Linked DNA regions of Homo sapiens: region 2 is linked to region 1. The links are chromatin loops, found by intact Hi-C in ENCODE. Cell type or tissue: psoas muscle. All regions are shown on one strand.

The links. Hi-C counts contacts between places; a loop is a spot of excess contacts. Peaks named below come from ENCODE experiments on the same cell type or tissue, not always from the same donor. Only the 100,000 strongest peaks of a DNase experiment are listed, where the experiment ranks them.
Region 2: a loop joins it to region 1, with 10 times the contacts of the local background. A loop is called at or near these places in 105 of 110 quality-filtered maps.

Annotation. Positions count from the first base shown.
Region 1 is chr15:99,099,367-99,101,866 of GRCh38, forward strand. It overlaps SYNM-AS1 (SYNM antisense RNA 1), which reads right to left. Exons shown (of 3, transcript NR_187219.1): 2 at 1,357-1,485. Among named protein-coding and RNA genes, the nearest start is that of SYNM, 4.5 kb to the right of the region's middle. RefSeq lists an enhancer at 814-1,620. In psoas muscle, a CTCF peak has its summit at 1,369; a DNase peak (open chromatin) is centred at 1,385; H3K4me3 peaks cover 1,955 bases; H3K27ac peaks cover 1,739 bases.
Region 2 is chr15:99,212,147-99,214,646 of GRCh38, forward strand. All of the region lies in intron 8 of TTC23 (tetratricopeptide repeat domain 23), which reads right to left. Among named protein-coding and RNA genes, the nearest start is that of TTC23, 36 kb to the right of the region's middle. RefSeq lists a silencer at 1-44 and an enhancer at 2,124-2,500. In psoas muscle, a CTCF peak has its summit at 1,250 (motif pointing left); DNase peaks (open chromatin) are centred at 465 and 1,255; H3K27ac peaks cover 2,065 bases.

The sequences.
Region 1 (2,500 bases):
AGAACTGTTGAGGACTTACACAGTGCTAAGGCACCAGGGTGGGGGGCCCACCTGGTCCTCATGCCACCCATCAGTGCTGGCATCCACTAGCCTTCCAAGAGAGCCCTAGATCTTCATCCCTACAGGCAGAGGCTGGGACAGTGGACCACTTTGGATAGTTAACCAGCTTGTTCACTGCACAAACATATCCGGATGGGGTGATCAGTGGGACTGAAATCCCACCTGTGCTGTCCTTGCTGAGCTATGGAAGTGGGTGCAGGACAGCCTCCACCCTGAGGCAGGGCATCTCTTCCTTAGCACCAAGGAACCATCCACGGACCAGGTCATGCACCCAGTGGGCTCATCCATCTTCCCACAAAGGGTGCCTTTTCCCAATTTGCACAAAGGAACCTTAGAGACGGATGTGGCCCTGCTGGTGTGGCCCCATGCTGGTGGAGTGGCTCCCACAGGTCTGCGGTCCTCTGCCACTTCCAGGTGGTGCTCAGGCCCCTGGCCTCACTCAGGCTGGGGGAGATGGGGTGCAGGGCGAGGGCATGGAGGAAGGCTATCCTGGGCCATGCTGTGGCCCTTCCGCTCAGGCCCACAACTTCCCCAAGGCTACCTCTGGGAAGTAGGGCACAAGGGGCCCGTGGGATCGTTGCTTGGATCCCACAACATAACTGGGGTTTTGCTGTCTCCTGGGGCTCTGCCCAGGAAGGGGTGCAAATCTCCCTTCACTATGACCCAGGGCTGTGCTTCCATTCCACTCCATCACCCCTCCTTCAATATTTTCTTGCCTCTGCGGAAACCCAACGCTACTCAGCCTTCCTTCAGGATTTTCTCCCCAACTTTTTTCCAGCTAGAAGTCTTCCCCGAGTTCCTAAAATCTTGGATTTTGGAGACCAGTCAGGCCTTTTCTTTTCGTCTAGGGCATAGGCTTCCCTTCAGGCAGTGAGCAGAAGGAATGAGCTGGGGTAGGGGGAGAGGGAAGAGCAGATCTATTAATCGCCCCACCCCACAATAACTGCACATGCCTGGGAGCCCCGTGGAGCGCAGGCCACACCGTGCCAGGTCCTCCGAGTCGGGAAAGACTCGCTATTCCCGCTTCCCCAGCCCGGAGCAGGGGCTAATGGAAAAGGCTGCAGCCCCCGGCGCGCGCAGCCTCCTGCTTCTTGGACTTTGGTGAAATTGTGGCTGCGGGCCCGCGCTGCTTCCGATCCACGGCGCCGCTCAAGCGAAGGCTCAGGGGGTCCCCCGCCCGAGGCGGCCCCAGAGCCGCCCCTCTGGTCTCCATCCCGGAGCAGCGCCCTTCCACCCTCCTTGGGCGGCGCTGCCCCAGCGGCCGGGTGTTTTCACCGCCGACCGCGAGCTTCCTACCGTTCATCCATCCGCCGCAGGAAGGGGGCGCACGCGTCACTCGCTTCTCTCCAATCCGGCTACATCCCGGAGTTCGGTTTTCACTGGAAACGACACCACCGGGGGTTGATGGTCCCTAAGGTGTTCAGCCTGCGAAAGAGGGCTGTGGTTAAAAAGATAAAAATACACTAGTGCCTTACCGGGTCCTGAGCAATTTGTTTTGTATTAGGTCAATTCTAGAAAAAAAAATTTACAGGTCATTTTTTTTCATTCAAAGTAAAAACTGTTTTACTGAATCCCATGATCTATCTATCCAGATATCACCTGTGTAATCTAAGCTGGAAGACTATATATATATATTCTATTGAATAGAAAAATGTCAATAAGAAGTGAAGATTGCAGGACTTTTATTTTTGCCATTAAGCTATTAATAGAAATGCATAGTTGTTAATATGTTAGCAATGTGGCTTTCAAATTTTTATTGCAAAAAATAATAAAGTATACACTGCTCCTTATCATAAATTCCAAATAGCAAATTGATTCTGGCAGAATGGTTTTATCGATTTTTGCAGAACTCTGGTGTTCCTAGTGCATTTATGATTACAGTTGACAAATGAATGCAGCACCATGAATATTGATTGATATTTTTGTTTACCTTAGCAAGAAAGACAAAGGTGAAATAACTGAGAAATTTCATTTATTCTTCATCATGATGTAACTTCTTTTTAAATTTTTTTTGTATTTTTAAATTTTGTTAAGACAGGATCTCACTCTGCTACCCAGGCTGGAGTGCAACGGCTCAATCATGGCTCACCAAAACCTCGATCTCCTGGGCTCAAGGAATCCTCTCACTTCAGCCTCCCAAGTAGCTGGGATTACAGGTGCATGCCACCATGCCCAGTTAATTTTTGTATTTTTTGTAGAGAGGGGGTTTTGCCATGTCCAGGCTGGTCTCGAACTCCTGAGCTCAAGTGCTCTGCATGCCTTGGCCTCCCAAAGTCTTGGTATTACGAGTGTAAGCCACCACGCCCAGCTATGAAGCAACTTCTTTCCTGATCTGGATACAAGTTTCGAGACACCGGACAAACATTTCCTCACGTTTTTGTGCTGTTCACAATTCAATAGCTAGACACACAACATACCACTAAATTTAATCTGCACTATT
Region 2 (2,500 bases), 110 kb after region 1:
GACTTCAAGGACATGTCAAGCAGTCAGAGAGAGCTGGGGGAAAATCACATGTTCTGGAGCAATAGTCTCAATAGGTCATCATCATGCTGCATAGAAAGATAATTTAAAGAGGGATGTGTGTGTGTGTGTGTGTGTGTGTGTGTGTGCATGCATGTGCAATGGCATATGCCTGTATATACAAAGACAACTATTTCTCTCTGGGCATCTATCAATAACCAGGATAGAAAATAATTCTTAACACTGGGGATAAATTTGCCCCTTTTTGTAAGTGACTTTCTTTACCAGATTTAAAGAAATATAACTGTGCACATAAGAATACATGATTTGGATTCACTCTCCAAAGTTAACAAACCATTACTGTACGAAGTAGCACCGGAACAGAGGAGAGGAAGAAGGAGAGAAGTTTCAGGCCATAGTCAGGGATGGGAGGCATGGAGCATGAGTCACCCCGCGGCACTTATCTGTCAGCCCAGGGAGAAAGGCACTGGGCTGTTGCGATGGGCACCATAAAAGGACAGGCAGGGCAGGAAGATGATACACTAAAAGATATCCTTTTAAGAGGGACATAGGACTGAGTGCAGTGGTTCATGCCTGTAATTCTAACACTTTGGGAGGCCGAGACAGGAGGATCGCTTGAGCCCAGCCTGGGCAATATAGTAGTAAGACCCTGTCTCTACAAAAAAATAAAATTAGCTGGGTGCAGTGGCACGTGCCTGTAGTCCCAGCTAGTCAAGAGGCTGAGAGGGGAGGACTGCTTGAGCCCAGGAGGTCAAGGCTGCCGTGAGCTGTCACTGTGAAACTGTACTCCAGCCAGAGCAACAGAGTAAGACCCTATCTCAAAAAAAAAAAAAAAAAAAAAAGGGGGGGACATAAATCCAATGAGCGCTGCCTGAGAAATTATCTTGGCCTTCCACTTCCAAGACCTGGCAAAAGAAAAGGCCCTCATGGTTCAAGCTTACCTACAGAAGTGCATAAATCCAAAACACCTTGTTAATTTCTAAAGCAGATAAATTTGGACAAAATACATTTCAATAAGGAAATGAAGCAAAGTAATTGAATGAAAATTATACAGTTTAAACATGCACATTGTGGTGATTATATCAGGGTGAAGAATTAGGATGAAAAGAAGTAGCAAAGTTTGAAACAACTTGGCTAAACACAAAAGTAACTTTGTAGAATAGTCTGGAATATTAACTTAAATTCTTGTTGGCTATTCAGCCTAGATGTGTACAGGGCCCGCCATCTGCTGGCAAGGCTTGGTGTTGCTAATTTGGAAAGCACTCAGAGGAGGTGCCAGAGGATCATTTACTCTTTTTTATAGCAACACTGCTCAATGTTAAATACTGATATATTAGGTCTCAACAGATGCAACAAATATTATATCTTGGAGCTCTGAATTGTGTATTTCCTATCTTATAAGACAGAATACCTAATTTCTGGCAGGAAGGGATTCTGGACTGGTAAAGCCTTCCCAGTCACTAACAACCTTCTTCCTCCTCCAGTTATATAAATGGAATTGTACAGTATGATTCTTTTGCATCTGGCTTCTTTCACTACACATTGTGAGAGCCATTCATGCTGTTAAGCATAGGAGTAGTTTTAATCATTTTATTTATATTAACATCACATTTTTTCTGTTTTACTTTTGGTGAACATTTAGGCTGTTTCCAACTCTTGGCTATTACAAATAATGTAGCTTTGAATATTCTTGGCTATGTCTTTTGGTGAAAACATGCATGCATTTCTATTGGGTGTATAATTTAGTAGTGATACTGCTGGGTCAAAAGGTATGCAAATGTTTAAATTTAGGAGACAATGCCAAATAGTTTTCTAAAGTAGTTACACCAAATATATTTGAAACAATGGTATATGAGAGAGCATATCAGAGAATCACATCCTTCCAAATGTTTGCTATTAGTAGTCTTAAAATTTTTTTAGCCATTCTAGTGGGAATGTAAGAGTATCTTATTTATTTATTTATTTAAAGAGACAGAGTTTTGCTTTGTCATCCAGGCTGGAGTGCAGTGGTGTTGCACAGCTCACTGCAAACTCAAATTCCTGGGCTCAAGAGATCCTCCCGGCCGGGTGCGGTGGCTCACGCCTGTAATCCCAGCACTTTGGGAGGCCGAGGTGGGCACATCACAAGGTCAAGAGATCGAGACCATCCTGGCTAACACGGTGAAACACCGTCTCTACTAAAAAATACAAAAAATTAGCCAGGCGTGGTGGTGGGTGCCTGTAGTCCCCACTACTCGGGAGCTGAGGCAGGAGAATGGCGTGAACCCGGGAAGGTAGAACTTGCAGTGAGCCGAGATCGCGCCATTGCACTCCAGCCTGGGTGACAGAGTGAGACTGCATCTCAAAAAAAAAAAAAAAAAAAGAGATCCTCCCACCTCAGTCTCCTGAGTAGCTAGGACTATAGGTGAGCACCACCACACTTGGATAAATTAAAAAATATTTTTGTAGAGATGGGGGTCTCCCCATCTTGCCTAGGCTGGTC